7 separate regions of the Mus musculus genome follow, and all the other regions are linked to region 1. Evidence: chromatin loops called from intact Hi-C (ENCODE). Cell type or tissue: left cerebral cortex. All regions are shown on one strand. Region 1 holds the start of Mgll (monoglyceride lipase). Region 2 has its middle 12 kb from the start of Kbtbd12. Region 3 overlaps Kbtbd12 (kelch repeat and BTB (POZ) domain containing 12). Region 4 overlaps Mgll (monoglyceride lipase). Region 5 holds the start of Kbtbd12 (kelch repeat and BTB (POZ) domain containing 12). Region 6 overlaps Kbtbd12 (kelch repeat and BTB (POZ) domain containing 12). Region 7 overlaps Mgll (monoglyceride lipase).

Region 1 (4,000 bases):
GGGATGGCTTATCTCATTCCCTGAAGAGCCAGACTACAGGAATCACACAAGGCTCTACTCTCTTAACTCTCTCTCTGATCAAGCGGGAGCAACTCTAGATTCAGGGGAGACTCTGTTGACAGCTCAAGGGACCGTTCTTCTCAAAACTCTCAAACCATTGAAAGTCACAAAACACCAGTGCTAGGAACATTCAAACCCGTGGCTTCAGGACCCTGCTACCCTTGCTCTCAGTAAACCACAGCTGAAGTGAATAGTAAGGATACTGTTAAGGCCCAGTCCAGCTTTGAGAACAGGCTCCCAGTCCTTCGCCTGAGCTTGCTTACCCTAATCCTGACCTGCCAGGAAATACAAAATCAACTCCAAGAAGTCATTTAGCCACTCCTTCTGTGTCCAAGCCCTGGAGACCTGCCTAAGGCAGAGGGTGAGCTAGGTCCTTCTGCATGGCCTGCAACCAATCTGTCTTTCAGAGACCCCTTTTACCATTCAAGTCAAGTTAGATTGCAGCCTCACCTTAGGTGGACACTACCACTGTGCTGCCCTGACAATGATACTATTCAACCCTGCTATTTTGCAAAGTGGTTGGCCAAGAAGAAAGCCCTGGAAAGCCTGAGGAGATGGGTGTGGGTTGGGGTCATCCTTCCTCTGCAGCTGTCACTCACAGGTGGCAGGCATAGGACACAGTGGACAGGCTGTAAATTTAGTGCTGGATTCCAGACTCCACAGCCACATAGGCAGCTGTGCTAGTGGGACCTGGATCCTGGGGCACCTAGGGGAAATGGTTTCATGCAGTGTGTGTGTGTGTGTGTGTGTGTGTGTTTGCTTGCAGTATGTCTGCTTCCTTCTCAGAGCTCTAAGCGCTTGTGCGTGAATGTCACGCATCTTTAGCTCTCTGGGTGTATATGGTGTGTTGTTTTTCTCTGTTGTGAACAAAAACATGGGGAAAGGAGCTACTTCTGCTGCTGAGGCGGAAAACTAAAGGGAAGCTGTGTCTGCTGAGATTAGCTGGCTGATTAAAGTTTCAGTACTATGGAGAGGTTGGAATGTTCCAGGTCCAGAGGCAAATTACTTTATTTTGGGCTAAGTTCGGGCCCTCAGGAACAGCCATTTCTTTCTTGCCCCTCTTTGTTAGAACTAACTTCTTGAGGCAATAGATGAACACTGTTTAACTATTGATTTAACACGATAGTTAGCTTCTACAAATCCAAAAGTTAGCAATGCTATCAGATAGCATTTTGAGCCTATAGGAACACTTTCCCATTTCACTGTTACCTGACTCTCTGTTGTACCCACCAATGTATTTTAAACTTGCCTTGATATACGGCTTTATCTGTTCTGTAAAACTATTTTAAAAACAAAACAAAACAAAACAAAAACCAAAAAAACCCAAAAAACTTCCCGAAACTGCTTTCACATAGGAACATGGAATTAGGGGTAACTTAAATCTGTGTTTCCAGCTCATGGTCATTCAAAATGGCTCCAGAATAATCTTTTCCCCTGTAAGATGAGAGCTGTGGTTTCTGCGCTGACACTCACTGTGTGTGTGGTGTGTTGTTTTTATCTGTGTGCATGGTGTCTAGGGCGTGTGCGTCCATGCTGTGTGTTTGTATTCATGTAGTAACTGTGACATTCACTTGTACCTCTGTGTGTAGTTTGTATCTGGGGAAGGGTCCTGAGGATGTGTCCTTGTGGGTGTGCCTACACCTGTGCTATCTGAATGTGGGTCTCGCACGTGTGCAACTGTAAACATGTGCATGCAGTTCTAGTGAGCGTGTTTCTGCTCCGGGGACCAGTGTGAGGGTCTGTGTTCTCGACTGTGCGCATGGGCTGGAAGGGCCCCATAATTCGGTTCAGTGCCCCGTGAAGGTCCCCCACGCGGCCAGGAAAAGCGCGAGGCAGGTCGGCGGGCGATGCCCCGCTCCTCCCCGGGGGCCGGGCACACGTGGGGCCCCGGCGCCGCCTCCCCGCGCGTCCCCACCCAGCGGGCCGCCCCCGCCGCCGAGCGGCTGGGGATAAAGTGGCGGCGCAGACGCCGCGCCCTATCGCTGCGCAGCCGGCCGCGCGCAGTAGTCTGGCTCTAGCCCGCCGCAGACCCGGACCCGCGTGGTGCTCGGGGAACGTGACAGCGGCGCTCGTGGCCCGGGTAACTGCCTCCCGCCCCTGCCTCAGGATAGGAGCCGCCGCCAGGGGTCCCCTGCGCGCGTGTGCGTGCGCACGAGTGTGCGCGCGTGTCAGCGTGTGCGCGTGAACGCGCCCCTCGCGCCCTCGCACCAACCCCCAAACAGACTTGTGCCCGTCAACTGCATCTTCCCAGACCGGTGTGGGAACAACGGCCAGGTCCACGTCCTGTGTGGCGTGCCGATGACAGCCGCGAGGTTTCCTTCCCTAAGCGGTCGCGGGCGGGCAAGAGGCAAAGTTTGTCGGAGAATCGGGGTGACTTTGCTCGGGGACCCGCATCTGCGCGAATGCGCGGTGCCGCGGAGCGCGTCTCGCAGCAGCTCCGGGCTGGGGACCGGCTGTCCCTCGCTCCCGGAACCCCTTCAGGGGTGTGTTCTGGAAAAGTGGCGACATGAGCTAGAGCTGGAGCAGCAGGAGGGAGCAACTCGCACCCCTGCAGCCCAGGCGGGGAGGGCGCGGACCCCGTGGTGCTGCCCTGCGGCCGCGATGAGGGAACAGCCCTCGTTTGCCTGGCGCTGATACTCGAGGCTGTGGCGGTAGTGGAATGCAAAAGCCAAGACTAATGGAAACAGGTTTGTCATGGCATCTTTGGCATTCAGAAGGGAAAAATCGCTTGGGGCGCGTCACCTACTTATTATGCCCCCTGAAACCCGCACAGTGGAGATTTTAGGAGAGATGGGTCCTTGCAGCTGGGGCTTTGTACCCACGGAACTGACTGTAATTTCCGCTTGATTACAGCTAAAATAGTCTTTAAGATGAAGTTTCCTGAGATGATTTAAAATAAACACAGATGGGAGGGGGGCTATACTGAGGCACTTTAAAAAAATAAAGTGAGCATTTTCTTAAGGACAAACAGGACTTTTCAATCTTGAAGGGGTTTGCAAGAGATGTATGTAATTTTAAAATATATATATCAAATTGGGGTTTGGTGGGGTTTTTTTTGTTTGTTTGTTTTGTTTTTTGTTTTTTGTTTTTTGTTTAATTGCCTAGAAAAGAAGCCACAGCCACAGTCCTGACTCAAAAAAGGCTTTCTTTCCTCCCATATGGACATAAGTGTATTTCTGACTTTAGAATATGTCCACCTTTCTTCCAAGGGCCTAAAGACCCCTGCAGGATGCCTGAGGCAAGTTCACCCAGGCGAACTCCACAGAATGTTCCCTACCAGGACCTGCCTCACCTGGTCAATGCAGACGGACAGTACCTCTTTTGTAGATACTGGAAGCCCAGTGGCACACCCAAGTAAGTCCTCTCCTCTTCGTCCTCCTTCATCGCACCTGCTCCTCCTCCTCCTCCGTCATCATGAGGGCCACCCTTTCCGTGACCTGCCTCTCATGTCACTGACACCCCTGGCACAGCGGTGTTAGCAAAGTTGTGAGCTATACTTTATGCTTTTCTTTAAAATGACGGCTCAAGAGTTCTCTTTTCACTACAACTAGGATAGGAGTCCACTGTCTGGCAGTTTTCAAAGATTCATATGACTTTTTTTTTTGTACCAGAATTGATTCCCTGTTGCAAGCATTTATTTAAAAGCAAACCCAACAATTTAAAAAAAAAAAAAAGCCAGCGAATGCATAAGAAAACTAAAATTATATGTGCGCGTATCTGTCTTTTTAACCTCTGCTGTGTGCTCCTGCTTAGTTCTGAGCTTCAGAGATGACACCCAGCTAGCTGGGAGGAGAGGGGCCTGGGGTCTCCTTCTGGTTTCTCGCCAGCTCAGTGACTTTCCTATCCAGGATCTGCCTTGCTGCTGGAGACAGACTGGGGCTGTGCCCAGCCCCGCAGCTGCTCCCCACCACCCTGTTCCTCTTGGGTGAAGCAGGAAAAG
Region 2 (4,000 bases), 85 kb before region 1:
TAGTGTCAGGATAGCAAACATGAATCAGCAGCAGTGGCATGACCTAGCAGAAACAGCCAGGCCTCAGCTAAATTGGTACAAGTCAGCAGGAGTGATTAGGACCAGCAGGAACACCAGGAGAAGTTCTAGGCTATGCCTCTCTCAGTGAAGTCAAGGTCTGCGAAGAAGATGCAAGACCAACTAAGTATTGCAAAACTAGCTATACAAGCCTTGTTAGAGTCCTTTGGGTCCTATTTATACTCCCTTCAAACATCAGGTGTCCTCCAGCAGGTCTTGCCTCACCATGTGAGTTTGTCTTAGCAAAACTCTACGTGAGACTGTATCAGCTAACATCACTCTGCCAATTGACCTGAGTCCACAGAAGTGGCAAGAAGCCATGGGAAGTCTTTTGGTGCATTTCTGGCTATGGAGTCATGACAAACAGAACTCAGCAATGCAATGTAAGGCGAACCAATACATGTGCGTCATTAGCGAAGAATCTTTCATCATGAGTTCTTTCAGGTGCTTGCTTTAGCAAAACATCTGTTCACCTGTGCCTGCTTCAGCAAAACAACATTTCACATAACTGACTTTCCAAATGAACCAGAAATTTCCACTTCAACAGCTTCTGGGGGCTTAAAGTTTAACAGAAACTTAAAGAAGTGGTCAGCTAGAGGGGTTTTCGGCACAAACAGCCATTTTAATAGATGTTAAGATGGTTAGCTAGGACATCCTGACCTCAGGTTCCTACAATAGAGTTGGGTAATTTTCCATGAGATTCTCCATCAAGGAGATCTAATTCTGGTTAAACCTGAAATGGCCTCAGTAAGAATATAAGACAGAAGAATATCTGCACTGCCTTGCCCTGTTACGTTCAACTAATTTAATACACGGATGTCACTGAGTCGCTTTCTGGATGGAACTGAGAGTGGGATCAGGAAGATCAGCCAAAAATTATTTTGGGAGTCTAAAGCAATATGTTATGAGAAAGGTATGATTAGCAAAGATATGTATATAGAGAGAGCTAAGATGCCAAGTATTAGAGAAGAGGTTGGTGAGTGAACAACTGCAGGGTGATCGACTTTCACTAGGGTCCCTGTGAGAATAAAAACATCTATGATAGAATGAGGTTACAGAATTGGATTTGGAGCAGAGCTCCTCCCTCCCCTCTATGAACTTAATATTGTTTGAGATGATCAAGCCATTTAAAGTAATTTTTCTACCCACTGGACAGGAACTTTGAGGAGGGAAAGGGCTTGGAAAAGACTGTGAGAGTCTTGTGGGAGTCAGATGTTGATGAGGCAAATCTAATCCCTTTCATCAGTTACTTGAAAGGACTGTGTCACATGCTCCCTAGAGCCACAAGGAAGGTTGAGAAATGAGGTTTGGCTTCGTTCAAGAAGAAAGGATTGAGGGCACAGTTAGCAATTTCTGTACAGGCCAATGGAAAGTGGAAGCTTTGTGTGTGTAGACCAGCTGTAGTGGAAGAAGGACATTAGTCTCTGCAGATGATCTAGAAATAGCTTCAGGTTAGAGCATTCAGGAAACTCTGAGCTGCATTTTGCAGATATCAGAATGTGACATTGAAGACTCTGGCAAAGCTAGCGTCTCAGAGACAAAGCATTTCTAGCTGTTTCTGACTTTGAGAAGTTGGCTTTAGGTGGGATCTCGATGATGATCCTGAGCAGGCCTGGGGTGCTTCAGGTTCAGGGAAACGTGTTAACGCAGGAGCTTAAGTTTATTTATTTAAGAAAGAGAAGAAGAAAAAAGAGAGAGAAGAAAAAGAAGGCGAGGAAAGTAAAAAGGGAAGCAAAGGGGGTGGGGGTGGGGGATTCCAAGCACTGGAAGGGAAAGGAAATGTGAAACCAAGCTTGAAGAAGTTGGGAAGAGCAGGAGTCAGCGAGCAGGCAGACATCTTTACTGGGAGGTGCAGAGGAATAGACCCCTGTAGTGTAAGGATGTGTAAGACCGAAGAAATTCAGGGGTTTGTCCTGACTCCTTGGCTGACTGGGCTGGGCTACTGAAAAGATGATGTCTAGCTGTCTTCTTTAAGCACTGAATGTCTAAGGATCTCTTTAAGCACTGAATGTCTAAACTCCTTTGAAGAATAGAAAAATGGATGGAATTCTCCCAAATAGGTCTCACAAATTAGCACACAATTAGATTTGTAAATTTGTAAATCCCTGCCTCCCAAACCTGATCAAAACAGCGGTAAAAGAAATGACAACCCCATCTTGATGGCTGATTGAACTGCAGTCAGCATCCCACCCGCTCAATCCCGGCTTCACACCCCCACCCCCCACCCCGCCCCTGCTGGAACTCTGATTAAGCCTCCCAGCAGGTGGCAGTGCCTATGATTAGAGAGTTCTGTGAGGCTTGCAGTTTGCATAATGCATTTTGCTCGTTCCCTCTTTAATTCTCATGCCAGCCGGGAGGCTGCTGTGTCTCAGGACCATTCTGCACCCAGGGAGCTGAGTGGTCGCGGGAACCCCATCCTCCAGTTTCAAGTCTCTGGGCTACCTCCTTCACAGGCTTCTACTATTGCTTTTCCTTTCCATCGTTACACACTAATTTCATTTCCCCTAATTGTATTATCACAATAGAGTTGGAAGAAGGAAGGAAGGGAGCGAGGGAGGAAGGAATTTTGAGACTCTGTCCTAGAGATTCTTTCCCTACTTAAGGGTTGAATTGTCCTTTAAATTTATGCGTTGGAATCCTAACTTCTGTGCCCCAGAATGCCTTATTTGACATAGGGTGCACAGGGCCAATCAAATGAACAAGGAGTGCCTGAGTGGGCTCTGCTTATGTGGATAATGAGTGTACAGATAAAGGCTCACACATGAAATGCCACATGAACATGAAGATAACCCTCTGCAAACCAAGGTGAGGCATGGGACCCTCAACGCCAGCTGCAAAGCAGCTCCTATTGTTTAAGCCACCAACCTCTGAACAGCAGACATAGGTTAAAAAATGCACTTCCAGCTTTCTTTGAGGGACCAGATGCAAGCTGCTGCAGAAACACCCGCAGGCATTTATTTACCTTTTCCACGGAATGTTTTCAACAACAGAGTAAAAACTGCCAAAGTCAAGTTCACTGTGCTTATAACCATTCCGTTATAGTTAAAAAAGATAATGAGGTTACTTTGATCTGTCTTGTCTATTTGTATGTGTGTGCGTGTATGTGTTCCTGTTGGCCTATAGAGATCTGTACTGACAGGGGGCTGTGTGGGTGCACACCACAGTAGGAGTATTGGTGGTACACTAATAAACTTTTCTATGTATTCGAAAAGCATTCATTTGAAAATACATTCTAGAATTTTCTGAAGGTCAATTTCCGGTTCACTGGTCTACCTATAGCAATCTTTACTCACTATTCAGAAACTATAACATTTGCTCATCTGGAGCCTATAGGCTGTTCTCCTGATGTTTTATTTCCCCTCCCCTCCCTTCTGGTTTTTTTTTTTTTTTTTTTTTTGAGGTGAGTTTCTCTTTGTAGCCCTGGCTGTCCTGGAACTCACTTTGTAAACCAGACTGACCTCTAACTCACAGAGATCTGCCTGACTCTGCCTTCCAAGTGCTAGAATTAAAGTCATAAGCCACCACTGCCTGGCTGTGGGAATATATCTTGTTATTTCTTCATTTTGAAAGAATTTCAAGAATTCAAATAAAGTCACAGTAGAGTTACAATGACCTCTCACAACAGTTAACATTCATTATATTTACTTGTGCCAATATCTTACATAATTCTAGTTTCCTAATATTTGAGAGTTGCTATAGTTTAAATATGGTTCCCTGCCCCAACAACAACAAAACAAAAATCAAAAACCGAAACTCATGTTGAGATGTACTTCTTAAATCTAGCAGTGTTGGGAGGGAGGTGGAGCCTCGGGTCATGGGGATAGAGTCCTCATGATTAATAGTGTCTCAAGAAAGTTGTCATTCTCTCTGGGGTGGGTCAGCTGCTTCTAAAGCTGCTTGTTACAGAGCCGGGTCACATGCTGCCCTCTTGCCCTCTGTGTTC
Region 3 (4,000 bases), 150 kb before region 1:
GTCTGGGTCCTCAGGGAGAGCACTTTGCACTTTTTCAATGTACAAGTTCTGTGCTTTTTGCTAAGTTTTTTGCTAAGTATTTTATTTATTTTAATGGCACTATAAGTGGAATGTTTTCTTAATTTAAATTTGGATTGTTCGCTACAAGGGCATAGAAATGTGATTTTCTGTACATTACTTTTCCAACCTTGCTGATCTTGTTTCTTAGTACCAATAAGTTAAAAAAAAAACTTTTCAGAATTTTCTAAGTAAAGGATCATATCCTAGGTAATTAATTATTCCTGTATAATCTGGCTGCGTGTGTTTTCCTTCTCTTTTCTAATTACCTGCAGCAGAATCTCCATCACAGTGCTGCACAGAAATGGCAAGAATGCACACTCTTGTCTTGTTCCTGAGTCTAAGGGCCAAGGTTTTCAGTTTTTCACCAGTGAGTATGATGTTAGCTGCAGATTTTCCATAGATGTGTGTTAGTGGTTCAGTTACTTTGCTGAGTGTCTTAGTTAGGGTTTCCTTTGTTGTGAAGAGACCCCAGGAACAAGGCAACTTTTATAAAGGACAACATTTACTATGGGCAAATTTACAGGGTCAGAGGTTCAGGCCATTATCATCAAGGCAGGAAGCATGGCAGCTGGAATCCAGGCAGTCATGGTGCAGGAGAAGGAGCTGAGAGTTCTATGTCTTGTTCCAAAGGCTACCAGGAGAAGACTGTCTCCCAGGTAGTGAGGAGGAGGGTCTCCAAGGCCACCCCATAGTGACACACTACTCCAACCAGGCCACTCCCTGGCCACGCATATCAAGCCGCCACGCTGAGTCTGCTGTGAGTGGGGACTGGCTTTTCTCCTTTATTTTTCATCTGTTTAGATAATTATCCTGTTTTTGTCCTTTATTTTATTTAAGAGGTGTGTTATATAAATGAGTTTTTAGACAATTAGTCACTGTTGCCTGTCTGGGAGAATCTAGCTTGGTCATAACATGTAACTCTTTTTTTTTTTTCCCCACCCTACTCTTTTTGAATGCTTCTGGTTTCAGTTTGCTACATTTGGAATTTTTTGCCTTTTTTGGGGTGTCTACGTGTGCTGTCTGTACGGGTAAATGCATATATATGAGTGTATGTATGGAAGCCTGAGCTGACATCAGTCTTCCTCAAGCCCTCAATGGCTCTGCACCTTACTTATTTTTTTAAGTTTTACTTTTCTCTTAAATATAAAAATATTTATTTTTATGGGTGTTTTGCCTGCCTACATTTCTGTGTATTTTGTGTGTGTGTGTGTGTGTGTGTGTGTGTGTGTGTGTGTGTGTGTGTGTAGTGTCCAAGGAAGCCATAAAAGGGTGTCAGATCCCCTGACACTGGAGTTGCAGGTGGTTGTGAACTGCCTTGTGGGTGCTGGGAAGAAATCTCAGTCCTCTGGAGAAGCAGCCAGTGCTCTTTCCTCAGCTCCATTTATTTATTTATTTATTTATTTATTTATTATTTATTTATATATTTATTTTATGCATATGAGTACACTGCCACTGTCTTCAGACACACCAGAAGAGGACATTGGATTCCATTACAGATGGTTGTAAGCCACCGTGTGGTTGCTGGAAACTGAACTCAGGACCTCTGGGAGAGCAGTCAGTGCTATCAACCTCTGAGCCATCTTAATGATGTGTCTGTGTGTATGTCTGTGTATGGGTATATGCATGTGAATGCAGGTGCCTGTGGAAGCCAGAAGAGGGTGTCAGCGCTTCTGGAGTTGGGGTTACAGGCAACTGTGAGCAGCTTGATGTGTGTGCTGGGAACCACGCTTTTTTTTTTTTTTTACAAGAGCAGTGCATGTCTTTAACCCTGGTGCCAGCTCTTTAGCTACAACTCTGAACATACCGATTCAGCCAGACTGGCTGGGCAGTGAGTCCCGGATCCTTCCTTACGCTGGGTGTGCAGAAGTGTATCGGCCTCTTACACAGGTTCATACAGCAAGCACTTTACTGATTGCACCATCTCCCTAGCCTCTGAGCTTTGATTTTTTTTTTTTAAATGGGATAACACTGACTTCACAGAATAAGTTGAGAATTGTCTCCTCATTTATGTTTTGTAAGAATGTGTGAAAGACTGGTGTTATAAGCTCTGGCCTTGAAACATGCTGGCTTCCTCAACCTATGTTAGGTGGGGAAGAGAGCCTGCTGGAGAGATTCAGGAGTCTGTTAAGGACTGTGAAACTCTGGGTTGTTGTAATCTGTTTACTGCAGATTCATGGATGCTGATGGAGACAGGGGACCCCTGAGCTGCAGATGAAGGACAGTATCCTTTGCTGCTGCTGTTGCTGCTGTGGCGTCAGCATCTTGAATTTCACCTATCTGAGCTCCTAATCTCCCAGGACCTGAAGTGTGCCAACTAACACCTGTGAGTACTAGAGAGAAATCCTGGGCTTAGGAATCAGAAGACTTCCATGAAAGGGTCAGTGTGTCTGCCCTTTGTTACGGAGTCGGATAAGGTCACCTGCTATACAAAAATGCTTATAAAATCCACCCAGAACAATGGCAGCCAGTGTTTCGGTGCAGAAGAAATGAGGACCCCACGAGACTCACAGAGACTGGCCTCAGGCGGACTCCTTAGAGTGCTCCCTGCCATTCTCTTCATTCACACTTGATTTGCATATTGTGAACTTTGTTCCAGCTTTCCTAACTTCATATTCACACGATACGAAGAGTCAGATGACTTCACCCCTGTAATTCCTTGAAGAAGCTGTCCCTACCCACTGCTCTCCTTCCTACTCGGCTGCTTCTCCAGGCACCGATTCCAGCCCTATAAATAACATTTTTCTAACACTTCATTCTTGATTTCTCAGATGAAGGCGGCTGTGCTTTAGATACTGCTCGAGTTTGTTCTCCGAAGATTCATGTGCAAGAGACTTGGTCTCCAGAGCGGCGATGCTGGAGGTGGAGAGCTTTTTAAGAAGCGGGGCTTTGTAGGAGGAGAACACACCCTGGGATTGCTCTCCTCAGAAGGGATGATGCAGCTCTCATGGGCCTCTGACTAGTGCCCCGGAGTACTTGACTGCAGTTCACCCCCACAACTGCAGCTCCTAGGAAGCAGAGGCAGGGTCCCCGAAAATTCAAGGCCAGCCTACCTCATGCAGTGACTTCCAGGCCAATTCACGATACACAGTGAGACCTTGTTTCACAAAACAGACATAAGAGTGAGAATAACTCCTGAATTACTTTGGGCTTTTGTGTTGCCATGTGACTCTTCCCTCTGCATACACTGCCACCAGGACACCATCCACCATGCAGTGACCCAGTCAAGGAGGTCTCTGTCACCAATGTTTGGGGTCACTTGAGCATGGACTTCTAGCCTCCAAAACTGTGAGCTAAAAAAGCCTTTCTTATAGGCATCTAGCTTTGGGTAATGTGTGTTAGTCACAGAAACAAAGACAAGGCATTCGTGGGACTTAGCTTTGTTTCTCATCCTTAGCATACCTACCTATTTTCTATTTTCTCATTTTTACAGGATAATCAAGGCACAGTATTGGTTATATATAAATATAGCTCAATATCTAGTTCTTATGTCTGAGCCTGTAAGAGCCAAGTTAAACTATAAGCCTCACTTGCCCAAGGGCAGATAAATTCCTGGACTGTTGGGTGCTGTGGTTCTTGGGAAATATCAAGTCACATGGTTTTGCTCCCCTAAAGTTTGTTTGTGCTTGATTGGATGTGGGTGGGTGGGAGGGATGTAGGCAGGAAATATGTCAAGACGTACGCTTCTTCCTGATTGGACCTGATGGGAAATTTGGTGGCTATGAGGTTTTGCCGTTTTAAGCCTCTGTAAAATGTGACTCATGACCACATCCTGGGAACCTAGAGATGGATCTGGTCAGAGACAATCATCTTGGCCGTTATTTAATTAAAGCTTCCTTCAAATTTGGCTCAAAATTCTGGAACTGGTCTTTCTCTTGTGACCTTCAGGACTAACATTTGGAGGCCTCCGTGAGATTAAAAAAAAAAAAAAAGTATTCCACCT
Region 4 (4,000 bases), 100 kb after region 1:
GGTCTCTGGGTATGGCAAGTGAGATCCCTGGAGACCTTGCCATGGGTGTCACTGCTATGGGGGGGGGGGGTTGGGGGGAGGGATGGGGAACTTGGGAGAGTGTTGGAAGGTAGGGGTGTGAAGATGGACCAAGGAGCTTCTCTGAAGGAAGGATGAATCTAAGCTTCACCAGCTGGAGAGCCCTGGGAACAGCAGGGGCTATCCAACCGTCACAAAGTTGTAATTCATGACAAGAAGGTGCTGCCTGGGGCAGAGCAGAGATACCTTCTCAGCTGCCAGGGAGCCCGAGGCAGGGCAGCCTAAGCAACACGGCAACGTCCCATCTAAAAATGAAGTAGGGGAAACACTTGGATGTGCCTGCCTGGTGAGCTCGCATGGCGTTGTGCACGCCTGTCCCCGGCCTGTCCTACACCCGTTCTAACTCCCAGTCTCTCCTGCTTGCAGATGTATGAAGGTGCCTATCACGTCCTCCACAGGGAGCTTCCGGAAGTGACCAACTCCGTCCTCCATGAAGTAAACTCGTGGGTGTCTCACAGGATAGCAGCAGCAGGAGCTGGGTGTCCACCCTGAACATGCTGGCCAGGCAACCAGCTCATGGTCTGGGGGGAGGCAGGCAGAGGAAGGGCAGTGCTGGCTGGCTCAAAAAAAAAAAAAAAAATCACAAATTGGAGGAACCCTTAGTACCCTAGTGCAACTTGCTTTGGGAAAAAAAAAAAGGATCATTTGTCATATAGATGGCTACTGGCCACTGATCTACTACCTTAAGGAGCAGGCACTTTATGAAGGAGGGAGTATATTTTCTACACAGAGACTGTGTGGAAATATCCTTTGAATTAAAAAAAAAAAAAAAAAAAAAAAGCAAAGCAGCATTGCCCACCTCTCCCAGCTCCTGTGGGGTTCGGGGACTCTCTGGCAGTCCCAGATCCCAGTCTGCAATAATCAGAGGTCTCTTTCCTCCTGAACCAAGTCCTCTCTGACTGGCTGTCCTCTGGCATATGATGAGGTGGCCTGTATCCCCACAGCTAGCTCCCTAGCAGGCTCATGTGCCCCTCCAAGGCACTTCCTCAAAACGGGCAACTACCCTATGACCTGGTCAGCGACTTTTCAGATGGAAGCCAGGCTGGGGGAAGGGAAGGTGGCCCCAAATAGCTCTTCTCCCCCACACAACTCCCCCCTCCCACCCTGCTGGGAGTTTGGTCACCCACAGCATGTTGTATGTATTTAGAAAGGCACCTTTTCTCAGGTCACTAAGTACTCCATGCTGAGGAGGGTGGCTTTGAAGATAATTGTTTAATATATATATGGTATATTCTAAATTAAAGATTATATGGGTGGGTGGGTAAAGCCTAGGCGGCTTTGGAGGAACCAGTACCCCCACACAGGGTCGGTCTGCCGAGGACCCAGCCCCCTAATTGAGGACTAGTTGGCTCTCCTGGCAGAGAAGACACAGGGTGGAGGACTGTGGCCCTGGGTGGTCCCTCTGTCCAGAGCCACTAGGAGTTGCTTGCCAGTAGCACAGCTACCTCTGGTGGTAGGAGAGACTCCCATGGAGCCACCACGGTGCTGGCTGCCTGCCAGGGGCAGCACAGAGCACTTCAATGACTACCGGCAGACAAGGACCACAGCTGTCTGCACCCCATGCCAGACTGCAGCAGGATGGCCCAGCCAGGCCTCAGAGAGGCTCCCCTGAAGCAGTGAAACCCAAGCCCCCTGTCCTCTCAGGTGCCCGCCTGAAGGCCTCCCCCAGGCCTCACTTAGCGCCAGCAATAACTGGGGCTCACTGCTCTCTTGGAGCACTCACTGCTCTCCTGGAGCACTTCTATCTTTACGGAGGGCCTTGCTGTTACCTCAGGAGTCCTGTCGATGCATGTAGAACCCTGGAAAGGGGCACTGCTGCCAAGGAGAGCTGCCTGGCTGCTGGAAGGGGTGGGTGGGCCTCCAGGAAGGTGGGATCCAAGTGTCCTTTCTGGAGTTGATTCTAGGTCCTGGGAAGGGCCCTCTGCCCCCTCTGGTGACCCTGACCATGCATAGCAGTCAGAGGCTGGCCACCTACTATAGGTCATAAGGTCACTGTGCCCCTCAACAGGGCCCAAGCACTGCATGCAGGGAAGGAAGGGCCCAGGAGCTGTCCAGAGCCCCCTCTTAGCTCTCCTTCTGTTTAGAAAATGAAGACAGAAAGAGTGTGGGAAGAGGGGCAGCCAGCACTCCCTCCTGCTCAGGGAACCCTGGACAGCAGTGGACGGGCATGGGGTATTTTGGCTCTCCATTAAGTTAAAACCATTCCAGACTACTGTGCTCAGATCTGTGACTCTCACCAGGAGCCACCCAAGGCTGCTCCCAAAAGCACACTGACAATGCCACTTTTCCAAACCAAACGCCAGCTGGCGGCTTTCATGCATGACATCATTTAGAGATGCATTTGTATCTGGTTAAAGAACCACTAACACTAAAACCCAGGGGTGGGATGATCAGAAGTTAAGACTGTCTTGTGAAGCCTGTAAGAGTCATGTTAAGAGTCATGTCCCTGCATGACAGCACCGGGGCTCCCTCTGTAGAGAGCTAGGCCAGTCTCGTCAGACTCCGCCCCTGTCACTGGAGGAAGCCTGACCAGCAGGGCTTCACAGTCACCCCCATCACCACAGGATGCAGAGGAATTGGGGTACGGAAAAAATGCTAGGACACACAAGGCTCGGCCTGAAGAAGGTGGAAGCCAGCAAGAAACCGCCGATGGTCCTCCCCCGGGTGAAGGAGGGGAGCCAGAACCCGCAAGAACAGAGCATCTGTGGGCTTTTCCAACAACCATGGACTTAGGGCCTGAAAAGCTTTTTAGAAGGTGCCACCTGCAGGCAGTGGAACATCTCAACCACTAAGCCCCAGTTCCTTAGAGATAGGGGAACAGCCTCCCTCCACCATGTGAGCATCGGGGGAGTGCTCTGCTCACATCCTGCCTCTGGGCCACCTCACACTTCCCTTTCTCTCCTGATTGCTAATGTAACTTTCTAAGGATCACAGTGGGTCACTGGTTTGTCACTGTCACTGCGCCCAGTCACTCCCCACGTATACTCCTAGTGGGGAACCTGTATCGGCTTAGAATTACTAAAGAAGCCAATGTGCACTACAGCTCACCGTAATAAAAACCACGTGCTTTTGGAGAGGCCTGTGTCTGCGTGTCTGTCTGTCTGCCTGGCCTCTCGTCCTATGTGTCAACTCCTCTTGCTAAGAGAACTTCAGGCCTGTGCTGGAAGCAGTGAAGTTGTGTGCTTGTCACCTGGTGAGAAGGACTCGGCAGCCCTTTCCAGGGTCAAAGGTCAATTCAATACCTGGATTTTTTATTCTCCCATGCGTTCTTGGGGAGGTCATGCTAGAGCATAGCCCCCCACCCCCACCCCAGTGCTCGAGCAGCCTGAACAGCTTGCTGTTAACTGAGTGCCTGGCATGGCCACACCCCATCTTTACTCATGTCATTCCCCTGGCTGTGGGTGAGTCTGTTGCTGGAGTCCTGGGCACCTCCCCTTGCTCCCCACAATCTCCTGACCAAACAGCTCTACTTTCCGAGTGTCACCAGAATCAGGCTGGCCCACTTTCGCTATGACCAAATTCCAGCACCTGGGCTGGCGGCCTTCATGCATGACTTCATTTAGAGATGCATATGTGTCTGGGTAAAGAATCACTAACACTGAAAGGGGGGAAATGATCTTCTGGAGCGGGGACAGGCACATGCATGCATCATGTGCCTGCCTGACATGATCAGAGCTAGGGAGCACCAGCTCCCTCGGGGGTCCCTGCCAAGTCAAAACTCTCTCCTATGCAAAGGTCTCTTGAGACCCCCTACTGACTAAAGGCCAAAGTCCCTACTGTGGGTGGTTTCCAAGCTGTACCCTCCATCATTGACAGCCTCTCCATCCCCTGCTTTCTCTCTCAGTACCCCGTGCCACTAGACATGATAGACTAGCTGTCCTCTGGGCACTTTCATGGACATGACAGACTAGCTGTCCTCTGG
Region 5 (4,000 bases), 98 kb before region 1:
TCAAATCCCAGCAACCACATGGTGGCTCACAACCATCTGTAATGAGATCTGATGCCCTCTTCTGGTGTGTCTGAAGACAGCTATAGTGTACTTATGTATAAGTATAATAAACAAACAAACAAACAAACAAACAAATCTTTAAAAAATATTTGGTACAGTAAATAGGTTATAATTATGGTAAAAATGATCAACATCAAAGCTTTGGATTTTTATTTATAAAAAAGACCTGAAAAGCTGGACATAGTGGCACAGGTCTTTAATCCTAGTACTCTCTCTGAGTTCGAGACCATCCTGGTCTACAAAGTGAGCTCCAGGACTGCCAGGGCAGTAGTACAGAGAAACCCTGTCTCAAAAAGAAAAAACAAACAAATAAACAAACAAACCCAACAACCAACCAACCATCCAATCAAACAAAAACAGCTAAAGAGCAGAAAAGTAACAAGGACAGGGCTCCAAAAATCTAGTTTTCCCCAAATTGCCTTCAACAGACTTTTGTTAACAAACTAAGAAATATTAACAACTATGACATCAGAAAATAATGTCCCAGTTCTAATGTTTCCAGTTCCAAAGCGAAATGTTTTATTAAGAAAGCCTTTTTGTTTTGTTTTGTTTTGTTTTTCGAGACAGGGTTTCTCTGTACAGCCCTGGCTGTCCTGGAACTCATTCTGTAGACCAGGCTGGCCTTGAACTCAGAAATCTGCCTGCCTCTGTCTCCCAAGTGCTGGGATTAAAGGCGTGTGTCACCACACCTGGCTCCTCATTGTTTTTTATAGTGTCAAAGGGCTAACAATTCTAATGCGTACACGTAATACTCTGTGTTAGGAATACCCTCCTTCCCCGGTCCAGTTCTTCAGAATTCAGCGCAGATAACATTTTCTGAAGTAAAGGACTTCATGTTTTATTCACTTCTCTATTCCGTGTCTGTGTTGATACCTGGTATGGAAGAGTTGCTTGGTCTCCAGTCCAGGCCCCATCCTGCTTAGCCTCAGAGATCTGACAAGAGCAGGAGCGTTGGGGGAGGGGAGAGTCTATCCCCAAGCTATCCCAAAAGTGGTTGCTGTATCTCAGTTACGTTCTTCTAGCTGGGTTGTCTTGTCTGGTCCCAGTGGGAGAGGATGCGCCTAGCCTCACAAACTTGATATGTGTGTGTGTGTGTGTGTGTGTGTGTGTGTGTGTGTGTGTGTGATACCCAGGAGGGCCCCCACCTGCTCAGTGGATAAAAGGAGGAGGGAGGGGGGAAATATTGTGGGAGGGGTGACAGGGAGGGGAATGTAAAGTGAGTAAATTAAAAAAAAAAGAGTTTCTTGGTATGGTTGTTTGATCAAACTAATGCTTTGTTTAGTTCTACATCATTCCTAATAACCTTACCCTCCTATATCTGAATAAATATTTCTGAGGCAGGGTCTTTCTAGGTAGCCTTAGCTGGCCTCTGATTCACAGCAATCTTGCCTGCCTCTGTCTCCTGTGTGCTAGGATTAAAGGCATGTGTCACTATATCTGCCCTTCTCTCTTTGTGTTTTTACATGTATATGTTAGCTTTGGAGATTCTGATTTTGCTTAAACCATGCTTTAAGTTATTATCCTCTTGTCCAACTATAAATCCTTCCAGGAGACTTTCTTCCCTTTATTTGTGGCATTATGACATCTACTTTTGACCTCCACCCTCAAAGTTAATTCACAGTCATTATTTGCTCTCTGAGATAGAGGCCTCATTCCTGGGGAAGGGCCAGCTGAAGCAAACTTGAAACATTCCCGCATTTATAGAAAAAAAAAATGGCAACAATGGCTTATTTCCAAGTGACCTAAAAGCCAGCTGCAGCTTCTCAGTTGGCACATCTGCCCACCCGTGCTAAGCCCTAAGTGTCAGCCATTATTTATGGTGCCTTCCCTATTTCTCTTCTTGAGGGTGATTTTACAGCCATTTAAGTTTGTGACCCCTGGTTTATAACCTAACACTCTTACTGTATGTTGTTTCTGCCATCACCAGATTTCCCCAGTCCTACTTTTGCCAGCGCGGTAGGAAATGGCTGAACATGCATACCACCCTAATTACACTCAACTTTCCCCGCTGATGTCGTTTCCCTGATTTGTTTAATACGAACAAGTCACCCTCAGATGTACATAAGGCTTGCAATAATGAGTCACAGAGATGATAAAGACAAATAAGCTTTCTCTTCTTTTTCCTTTGGTGTGCTCGCAATGTTTTGCATTCACCCAGTTCCTTATACTTTTTCCGAGTGCTTTAATATGCATTATAGCTCATTAGTTCCTCTTAAGAATCATGTGGGGAAAATGCAAGGCAATTATATTCCTGGCTTTAAAGTTAAGAGAGTCGCCCAGGGATACATTCAGCGCTGATTGAATTTAAACGAACCGAACCCTGCTTTATTATGGGCTCCGGGAAGGCAGGAGAGCCCTTACCTCGATGGCATTTATAGTCTAGCGGGGTCGCAAAATAATCAGCCGGGTCATTTAGGGAAGGGAATTATCCTGGAGGTCTAGCAAATGGATTATGCCGCAGGGAGACCGGAGCGGCCGCTGACCCCACACCGGCCGGCCGACCGAGGGGGCGTCCCCTCTCTAGGCCCCTACTTACTCGCTGCTGCTCCGCCGCCATGGCGCCGTGACTAGGCACACGCGGGGTCGGGAGGGCGCGGCGGGGCAGGCCTGACTGACTACACTACCCGAAATGGGCCTGGGCTGACAAGCACTATAAATAGACCAAGCGAGGGGGGTGCAAGGGACAGGCGGCGTCCCAGCGAGGACGAGGAGGGCGCTGGCGGCCACCCAGAGGTAACAGGTGCTCGGCCTCCGCGCGGGAAGCGGCCGGGACACGCGCTGCAGTGTGCGCCTGCGCGGGGTCTTCCCGCGCCTGTTCCACACAGACCCCAGAGGTCCCTCACCGGCAAGTGCGCCTGCGCGGGGTCTTCCCGCGCCACACCGCGCGCTAGGGACAACGGTGTTCTGTCAGTCAAGAGCCCAAAAAGACACCTTTGAAAAGAGAATTTGGAAATCGGATCTTTTAAGGGGACACGTCTTTCATTTAATCTTTAAACGTTGCAAAGCTCACCCGAGGCTTCTGTGTGATCTTATTGAGTACGGCCTATGGTAGGGTTGCTGAAGAAAACACAGGAATCCAGTTAAATATACAATTCAGACATACAAGTGGTATTTCTTTTCTTTTTTTCGTATAATATGTTTCAGAGATCGCATGGCCAGTCCACATTTAGAAGCAACTCATTGTTTTGAAACCAAAAACAGGTTTTGGTTTCAATACAGAACATAGAATTCTGTATTTTTATTTATTACAGCTGGCAACTGAATTTCAGCACTCAGCTTCTGATGTGGGAGGGGGGATTTCCTGTAAGTGGAAAGTGTCCCCGAATCCTGAGAAAAGATTAATTCTGTTCTCAGGGTGCTCTCAGTGATGGGGAGCTAGTACCCCTCAGAATGTCATAGAGCATCATCTATTTTGTGATTAAAGACTCAGTATTAAGTCAGCTAGCTTAAAACGAGCCAGAATGGCTTTAGTGTAGTAATACACATTTGTGTGAGGGTTACAAGCTCTTGGGAGGAGGGGTCAAATGACCCTTTCACAGGGGTCACCTAAGACCCTTGGAAATATCACCACAACATGAGAGTCTGTATTAAAGGGTCACAGCATTAGGAAGGGTGAGGATCTCGATAGGTTAAAGTGAAGCTGTCAGTGGATGTGTATTTCTAGGAGAGAATCTGTCACCTGGTTGTTTCAGTTTCTAGAAACCGTTCTGATTCTTTTGTGTGTGATTCCTTTCTCTTAAAGTCAAGATCAAGCTAGAAGTGGTTGGACATACTTGTAATTCCAGCACCCAAGAAGTAAAGGCAGGGGAATCAGGAATTTAAGGGGCTGTCGGCTTCACTGGGAGTTCAAGGCTAGCTTGGGGCACATGAGACACTGTACAATAATACTCCGTTACTCCCTCCCCCAAAGCTTTGGGGGTCATAGAAATAAGTCTTTCTC
Region 6 (4,000 bases), 130 kb before region 1:
GGAAAGATTGACAAGGCTATTGCTCCTGCTCTTGAGAAATTAATGAAGTGAAGGCAGAACACGGTGGCACATGACTTTAATCCCAGCACTGGGGAGGTAGAGGCAGGCAAGATCTCTGTGAGTTCAAGGTTAGCCTAGTTGACATAGCAAGTGCCAGGTCAGCCAGGGCCACATCACGAAACACTGTCTCCAAACAAGAAGTTAACAGAGTGAAAGGGGCCATATATGTAAATAAATAGAAAGGCAGGCAGGCAGGCAGGCAGGCATCTTAAGGGCTACTTCAAATGGAAATAAGGAGCAGATAAAATATGTACAGAGTTAGGACTTTGAAGTCCAATTGCATAAGATTTTCCAATCCACTGTGATCAGAAACACCAGTCACATAGAGAAAACTAAGACACACTTAAGGCCTTCATTATAGATTCCATTTGCTGAGAAGTTTTTCACATGGTCTCCTTGCCTCTCTTTCTCACTGCTACTTAGACTCTGTCCTTCACTGAATTCATCAGGCAGACCTTCATTATCACCTGCTCCGTCATCTTCTTCTCTGATCCTGCCTTCAGCTCCTCCCACAGATCCTCCCACATCATGTGTCTGGAATGAATGAATGAGTATGAAATGTCCCTTCCCCACGCTCTCCCTGACACTCTTCCCTGTCTGTCCAGTTCTTGGTCCTGTAAACTCATGAAGGGCAAAGGTCACATGGTTTTGGTTGAGCCTGCCATACACTACTCAATGAATTTAGGGGTGCAATGGGAGCCGCATGATTTACTATGAGTGGGTCTTAAGCCAGGTTTTGAAGGTGAAAAAAGACTGGAGGGGTCCCCCCACCTCTTTACTGACGTTACTTGACCAATTCTTTCAGCATGAACCCAGAGATTAAGATATCTACGCAGGATGTGCTTGGCTGCCTTCTCTCCTATCTGCTCTGAGAAGTAATTTAGGCTACTTTGAAGCCGAATCTACACTGCTGTGTTTTGGAGAAAGGGTCACATCGGCCTTAGCACAGTTCTCGTGTTCATGGCCAGGACCACTCTCAATGTGACTCTGTGGTAGTGGGATACTTCTTCACCTTAGGGAAAATGGAACTAGCCAAGAAGTCATGTAGAAGAGGGTTTGTGTGTGGCAGCAGAGACCTGCAAGGTAAGAAGATGGCGAGTCCCTTCTCTGAGAGGTAAGATGCTTTAGGGCTGGTGTATGTTGCAACTAGTTAGATCAGGGAGTGAAGCAAAAAGTCTAGACTGAAGTCAGTAGGAGTCAGGCTGAGGCAGGTAAAGTGCCAGCACCTTGATTCTAAGTCAGAGTTCCACCTTAAATCCTCTCAGAGAGGTTGCCCCAGTGTGACACAAGCAGAGTGCTTATAAGTCTTGACTGTCTGAGATAATGAGAGTTCTTGTCACCTTTGCGCTGCTACTGAGTGTATTTAATTACTACAGTCGAAACTAACCTTGTGAAATGTGCCCGTTCTCATTGGTGAACAGACACTTCGCATGCTCTGCCCGACCCCTGGGCCACCCCAGCTCACTCTGTGCTCTGTTTCTGTCCTGGTCCCTGAAGCCTGGACTCAGTCTCTTTGTCACCGAGTGTTAATTTCACCTCAAGCACACTCCATTAGCAGCAGGCTTAATGAGCTTAGACTGAAGATGAATCTTGATTAGATAAATAATCAAATAAAGGCCTGATCTTTATTAATAAGTCAGTGCTGGCTCTACAAGTACAGCCTTTTGATGAGGGGACGCCTAGGGTGGGATCGGCATAGCTGCAGAATGTCAATAAGTCAGCGCCGTGGCTTTCATTTATGCGCTACCAGAATCTCTGAGCATGACTTCCCCTTACTCAAAACCAAGCAAGTGGAGAGAAATTACCTTTATAGGTCATACCCAAATACACCCCACATGCAAAATATATGTCTAGAATATTCAGGTGTGGAAGGGGGAAGACAATTACATCTCCCTATTCTTTCTTTATTTTATTCCTACAAAGATGAAGATGGCCTCTTCTGATGTTGGTCTATGATAGATTCTTTCATTTCTGGAGATGAGTGGGAGGCAGCTTGTCCTCCCACAAAGAGCCCGGCAGACAGCTGGCTGAAGGCACAGGGACTTGCCACCCAGTTGCCCATGAATCTCGTGCACACCCTTCCCCTTCAGGCCTGCCTCAAGGTGGCAGACTTATTCTACTCTGATCTGGGCTTGATCCAAAGCAGGAGTGGGATTTCACTAACAGTTCTGGCAAAATCCCAAAGTTGCTTGCCTTGCTAAACCAGACTTGGGGGTGGGGAATGACTGTGGGGGGGGGGTGAGGCACCCGTGTGCCTTGGTGAAAGCACGTGGACTTGCAGAAACAGATCCCGGTTCACATTCTTGTGTCACTTCTTGATAGCCAAATGAGGTTGATTGATTTAATTCTTCTCTAAGCCTCACTCATTCTCACCTGTAAGCTAAGAATGATAGCACCAATTTTACAAAATGTGGCAAGAAGCACATGACTTAGATAATAACAAAGAAAGGGAGAAAGCCAGGGCCTCTGAGCACTCGTGGGTATCACCGAGGGAACTTTCTTTTATTTAGTTCCTCTTGTGGATGGCATCATGACACACATGCACCTGGGACTCTGATGATGGCTATTTTCTTTCATGTTTGAAAGCCACTGATCTAACTCTTCCATGTATGTGGGGTTTTACATACACAAGTGTTTTTGGAAATTGTTGACATTTGCCCTATATTGAATGTGTAACTGAATTATTGAATTGTTGCTGGTTTAGGGTCAAATGCTCATAGACATTTCTTTTGAATCTGGGTAGAGAGAATCAGGTCAAAAGCCATCGACAAGTTGTGGTAGTGCATGCCTGTAATCCCAGCACTTGGGAAGCTATGGCAGAAGGACGGTCCTGAATTTGAACCTAGCCTGGGCACACGGCCAGTCCAGACTATACAGTGAGTAGCAATCCAGCCAGGGCTACAGAGTAAGACTTTCTCAAAAATCCAAAAACAATCAGGCATGAGGCATCAGGCAGCTCTCTCTGATCCCACAGAGCACTTACCTGGCCATAGCATTTGAGCTGTAAGAGCTGTGGGGAAGATGGTTCTAGAACGCCTCAGCTTCTTGGAGAAAAAGTAGCCCACCGCTCTGAGTCCCCAGGCTCCCTTCTGACTCACGACCTGAGCCTCTGCCTACAAATGCTGCAATTTGCTTCACTCTCACGCAGGTTGTCAGCTCTCCCATTCCCCCATAGATACTTAGAATTCTAGGTTTCAAGTTTAAAGCCTTAAAATCATCAGCTTGTCAGTTTCCAGAGCCCAACACAAGGGCCCTTGGGTATTTTCAGTTAAAAAGTTCTTATCTGTCTCTTACCAAATCCTGGATAATATATGTTAGGCATTGCTAGCCAACAGCAAGCCTGCCTTGGCTTCATAGCGCTTAGGTTGATGGTCCCACATATTTCTCACCAGACTGAGAATGCATTTTACTTACTACCCAAACAGAATACCACGACCCACTCCCCCAAACCCCAAAATCCCAGGGGAAAAAAGGCAGAAAGAAAGCCCAAGTTTCATGTGTTAGAGCTTGATTTTGGAGAGAAAAACCCACAAATCGGAACTGTTCTGTCCCTTCCAAGTAAAACTGCAGGGACATCCAGATAGTTCTAGAAGGATGCAATCAAGAAAAAGGAGAAAAAAGAAAGAAAGAACTCAGAAAGCTCTGGGACGGAGCTGCTGGTGCCACTTAAGCGGCAGTTGAAAGTCTCATCCCGTCAGACTGTAGCAAGCTTAGACTGTCTGTGTCCAGTCAGCACTGGGCAGCAGTGTTTCTATCCACACCAGGGCTTTTCAGACCCTGAGCTCATCTTTCTGTGTCTCTTCCCACATTGTGCCAGTGTGTACTGCAGGGCCTCCAAAGGTCTGCGTTGGGTCCCTAAATGAGAACAGCTCATTTGAGGCAGGGACAGTGACTCTGAGAAAGTTTAGGAGATGAACGGTAAAGACCACAACTGCCCCAA
Region 7 (4,000 bases), 88 kb after region 1:
TCTTCAGACAGGCTCCCCGAGAGAGGATCACCACGCCTTTCTTTTCTTTCCAGCGTAATTTTAAATATTGGAGAATAATTCATAGAGTTCAAATGTCAGAAGATAGAAAAGGGCATGAAGAGATGCCTGCCGGAGGGAGCCGGCCGGTCAGCAGCCATGCTGTCAGAGATGGCTTACGGGATACAGTTGGCGTGCACAAAGCACCGTGTGTTCTTTCTGCAGATGGGGACTTGTTCCACGTAGACTAGGGGGATAATATTACATGTCCCTTTACTTAATCTGCTTGTTCTTTGAGGGGTTTGGTTTTATTTTGTCGTTTTGTTGTTGAATGCCTTGGTGGTCTTTCCCCACCGGACTCGCGTATCCCACCGAGTACAGACCCTGGCTTAGAACTCCCGAAAGAGCAAGCAACCTTGAGCTCATTTCCAGTTGCCTACTCGTGTGAGCCTCACAGGTGGACTGAGTGCTTGCTGCCTTTTCCCTTCCTGTGCTCTGGCTGGGAAATGAAGTGGAGGCGGTGTGCACAGGAGGGGACTCTGAAGGAGGGATGGGAGGAGTGAAAGAGAACCCCCCCCTCCTCCATGATGTCCTGTGAATGGTCCCAGAGCCACATGGATCCCTGAGCTCAGCTAATGGGGCTGGCATGCCCCATTAGTGGTGGGCACATGATTGTGGGGACCCACACAGTGGAAGCCAACCCCAGAAGAGAAATCCTGGTGTGACCAGACAGCATCCTCCAGCCAGTACCCAAGCCTCAGCTGGTCCCCAGGTAGTGCGTCAGTCTTCGTGTGCATATGGGTGTGTGAAGGTGACCACTTCACCCCTGGGGTGGGAGGATGCCCAGGCACCATAAACTCAGCACCATCTGCTTTTTACACTGAGGCTCTGTTCAGACAAGCTGGGATATATTTAGCCCCGGGAAGAGACTGAGGACAAAGACAGCAGTGCCCAGCACTCTCTGCTGAGGAAGTGGTTTCACGGGGGCGGGGGGGGGGCGGGGGGGGGGGACGGCAACAGCAGAAATTTAGAGACCAAAATTGCAGAGAACCAGTCTCAGCTGCTCACCAGCCCAGGCTGCCTCTCTTGAACAATCTCTCTGTGTCATCTGGCATCCCTTCTTTTTCTAGGAACCTTAAGGAAGGCAAAACTTCCCGGCCAGGCTGGGCTGGGACCGCCAAGGTTGTCTTCAGTGGGAACTATCTCCCTATGAGGTCCCTGGGGGTGGGGGTGGGGGTGGGGGTGGGTATCTAGCTCCCTATGAGGTCTCTGGGGCTACTGAGCAGGACTTCAGGGTGTTCCATTCCCAGTTCTTGGGAGCCTCTAGCTGAAGTATGGGGAGGGGCTAGCTCCAGGAGACCTGTCTCACAGAGAGCACTGTTTGCTCCCGTGCCACCTGCAAGAACAGGAAATGACTCCCAATTAGAAGACCAGGAAATGAGGCCATTGTTTTTCTCAAGGTCGGTTTGATTACTGCCTGGGCCACTGAGCCCCTTTCACCCTAAAGCATGTCCCCAGGTCAGCTTCCTGTGGGCCAGAGCCTACTTCCCATCTGAACACCCCAGTGTCAGTGGACTCCAGTGGGCTGGAAGGGATATGGAACGGGGTGCTGCAGATGAGAGTGCCCTGCACGGGCCAGTGGGTCAGCCGCCATAAGCTACAGGTGTGACTCCTTCAGACCCACAGGCACCTGTTTTCTGAGAGTTGGGGTTCAGATTTCCAGAATCTGAACTTGAAAAGCAAGCTCAGAGCCATCGGAGCGTGCTCCGAGCCACTGGAAAGGCACAAAACATTCTATTGCTCAACTGGGCAGGATGCATTCCTGCCCAGAACAATTTAAAGTTACCCTAGAGAGCCTTGCCAGGTCACAGCTGTAGCCATCCCGTGGCCTCCGTGCAGGCCAGCTTTTGGGAGCCACGTTAGAACGAAGGGGCAGTAACTACCTCTCACAGCAAGTTCTTCTGGCTGAAGCTTAAAAATGATCAGAGGAGCTATTAAGACCTTTCAGATCAATAAAGGCATTTATGCACGTCTCTACTATTTACAGTGATGGGTACTGCAGTTGATTCAGAACTGTCCTCAGGCTGTGACAGAGACTCAGGGCAGACATACGGACGGACAGACACACACACCTTCTCCAGGCCTTGCTCATGAGGAGAGCAGCCACAGTTGGGGGAGAAGTACGTTTATAGGGCTACATTACAGATCGCAAAGCTTCAGTCACAGATCCAGTCATGGGAGTATATACCTGCCACCCCAATTCTCCAAAAGTGAAGAGCGGGTGGTAAGTTGAAGGTTAGCCTGGGCTACCCTGTGAGTTCCTGTCTCAAAAACCATCAGAAAAGTTGCAAGCCACACACTTCTCCACTAGGGGTGCTGTTTGCTTTTCATTCAGTTAACCAGCAAGGACCAAGCCACAAGTTCTGCAGGGGAAACACCAGGAATCTTAGAGGAAGCTTGATTGTCCCCATTTGTAAGCAAATAAAATAAAGAAAACAGGTTACCATGTGATGCAGGTATTACCACTTGTGGGAACTTAGACAGAGATGTCTGCACACCCAGGTTCACCGCTATAGGTGTCAGTGGCCAGGATCCAGAACCAGCCAAGTTGCCATCAGCAGGTGACTGGATCAAGGAAATACAGTGTGCTCACACAATGGAGTCTTTCTTACTCAGGCACAAAGAACAAAATTATGTCACTCGCAAGAAAATGAGTGGCACTGGAAATCATTGTGTGAAATGAAGTAAACGCAGAAAGACAAATGCCACACTTCCTCTCATATGTGAAAAAAGCACACATGTATATGCAGAGGCGCACGGTGTGAAAGTAGAAAGGGCACTTTTGAGAAAAGGAATAGGCTGAGCAAGAAAAAGGAATGGGGAGCAGGAGCGAAGAGTGGGGGTAAACACAGGCAAACTACGCGGCAAACTTGAAAGAAATGTCTGTAGAAGCCAGCACGTTTGTAAAATGACCACATGCAAATATATACTAATGAAGGTTGTTATAACGAGACTTTCGCAGGGATTCAGACCCAGAGTTAACACCCAGTTGTGATCCAGTTGGGTCTGACTTGCCTGCTGGGAAAGGTGGGCAGCTCGTAGTCTCCCTCTTCCTGAGCTGCGCCCACGCTGTCTCCACACCCTGCAGGACAAATTGCACATCACGAAGACCTCTCTTGAGAAGGCTGCCGAAGTGTCAGTGACTTGGATCCCGTATGCTTTCCACCTGTGGGTGAGCACGGCCCCACCCTCTGTCTCCTGGGAGAATCAGGGGTGCGTGCTGACACACTGTAGCGGTGTGGCCTGCTGCTGTGGCCAAAGCTTAGGGGTGTGATTGCAGCTGCTTCTAGGAACTGTCTGGCAACCCTGACCCCTGACTCCTCCAGGTGTGGGATCTGCTGTGGTGACTTCTTCCTCTATGCCTCCTTATCATTCGGCCCTTGTCTGCTGCTCAGCCCTCCTGCCCTTTATCCAATCAGCATCCTTCCACTGCGGAGGCCTTTCTCCCTCCACACTCCGTCCCTGCCTCAATCATCCATCCTTAAAAGAACCTTGGGGAAAGAGCCTCTTGCAGATGCTTGATGCCCGTGTCTCAGGAACAGCCTTCTACCTGCCTTGATTTGTTAGTAGAAGTAGCTACTAAAGTACTTATATCTCTTTAAGCCATGAGGTTGTTGTTACCTGAAGTTGAGCTCCCCTCTGAATGGGTCCTGTTAGCTTTGTTACTTAGAAGTTACCGTGCAGATTTAGGAAGCTGGTGACCATAGCCCAGCAAGCATCTGAGTCCATCCAGCGGCTCGGTTTGGAATGTGACTCCTACTCTCCCTGCGCACTGGGAGTCAGTGAGGAGCTTTTCAGGTGAGGCAGTAGCCCTCATCTATGTCTGTGACTCGGGCCAGGAAGGTCCCGGCTCTTGCTGTGGCCTGGGTACCTGTGCTCGGACATCACCTGCCTTGTTTTCTTTTCCTGTTGCTGTGATAACATATCCTGACAACGTATTTAG

What was found. Hi-C counts contacts between places; a loop is a spot of excess contacts. Peaks named below come from ENCODE experiments on the same cell type or tissue, not always from the same donor. Only the 100,000 strongest peaks of a DNase experiment are listed, where the experiment ranks them.
Region 2: a loop joins it to region 1, with 3 times the contacts of the local background. A loop is called at or near these places in 12 of 42 quality-filtered maps.
Region 3: a loop joins it to region 1, with 2.3 times the contacts of the local background. A loop is called at or near these places in 7 of 42 quality-filtered maps.
Region 4: a loop joins it to region 1, with 2.9 times the contacts of the local background. A loop is called at or near these places in 19 of 42 quality-filtered maps.
Region 5: it touches region 1 in a loop (2.3-fold over the local background); 8 of 42 quality-filtered maps call a loop at or near these places.
Region 6: it touches region 1 in a loop (2.2-fold over the local background); 10 of 42 quality-filtered maps call a loop at or near these places.
Region 7: it touches region 1 in a loop (2.8-fold over the local background); 18 of 42 quality-filtered maps call a loop at or near these places.

What each region holds. Positions count from the first base shown.
Region 1 is chr6:88,722,432-88,726,431 of GRCm38, forward strand. It overlaps Mgll (monoglyceride lipase), which reads left to right and starts at 1,981. Exons shown (of 8, transcript NM_011844.4): 1 at 1,981-2,140; 2 at 3,270-3,414. The coding sequence starts at 3,290. All of the region lies in intron 2 of Gm26588 (a long non-coding RNA gene), which reads right to left. In left cerebral cortex, CTCF peaks have their summits at 2,172 and 3,309; DNase peaks (open chromatin) are centred at 2,170, 2,458, 2,706 and 3,401; H3K4me3 peaks cover 2,480 bases; H3K27ac peaks cover 2,536 bases.
Region 2 is chr6:88,637,776-88,641,775 of GRCm38, forward strand. No RefSeq gene overlaps it. Among named protein-coding and RNA genes, the nearest start is that of Kbtbd12, 12 kb to the left of the region's middle. In left cerebral cortex, a CTCF peak has its summit at 2,326 (motif pointing right); DNase peaks (open chromatin) are centred at 1,384 and 2,336; H3K27ac peaks cover 1,900 bases.
Region 3 is chr6:88,573,836-88,577,835 of GRCm38, forward strand. The region is part of intron 5 of Kbtbd12 (kelch repeat and BTB (POZ) domain containing 12); the gene reads right to left. Among named protein-coding and RNA genes, the nearest start is that of Kbtbd12, 52 kb to the right of the region's middle. In left cerebral cortex, no CTCF peak of the experiment used is centred here; DNase peaks (open chromatin) are centred at 2,145 and 2,857; H3K27ac peaks cover 1,630 bases.
Region 4 is chr6:88,825,207-88,829,206 of GRCm38, forward strand. It overlaps Mgll (monoglyceride lipase), which reads left to right. Exons shown (of 8, transcript NM_011844.4): 8 at 445-3,154. The coding sequence ends at 570. Among named protein-coding and RNA genes, the nearest start is that of Abtb1, 15 kb to the right of the region's middle. In left cerebral cortex, CTCF peaks have their summits at 1,526 (motif pointing left), 2,040 and 2,861 (motif pointing left); DNase peaks (open chromatin) are centred at 425, 1,088, 1,559, 1,912 and 2 more places; H3K27ac peaks cover 2,566 bases.
Region 5 is chr6:88,624,801-88,628,800 of GRCm38, forward strand. It overlaps Kbtbd12 (kelch repeat and BTB (POZ) domain containing 12), which reads right to left and starts at 2,629. Exons shown (of 6, transcript NM_001278671.2): 1 at 2,597-2,629. In left cerebral cortex, no CTCF peak of the experiment used is centred here; DNase peaks (open chromatin) are centred at 2,411 and 2,862; H3K4me3 peaks cover 998 bases; H3K27ac peaks cover 1,057 bases.
Region 6 is chr6:88,587,520-88,591,519 of GRCm38, forward strand. All of the region lies in intron 4 of Kbtbd12 (kelch repeat and BTB (POZ) domain containing 12), which reads right to left. Among named protein-coding and RNA genes, the nearest start is that of Kbtbd12, 38 kb to the right of the region's middle. In left cerebral cortex, a CTCF peak has its summit at 2,153 (motif pointing right); a DNase peak (open chromatin) is centred at 2,157.
Region 7 is chr6:88,810,735-88,814,734 of GRCm38, forward strand. The region is part of intron 5 of Mgll (monoglyceride lipase); the gene reads left to right. Among named protein-coding and RNA genes, the nearest start is that of Abtb1, 29 kb to the right of the region's middle. In left cerebral cortex, a CTCF peak has its summit at 2,360; DNase peaks (open chromatin) are centred at 532, 916, 1,507, 2,375 and 1 more place; H3K27ac peaks cover 3,466 bases.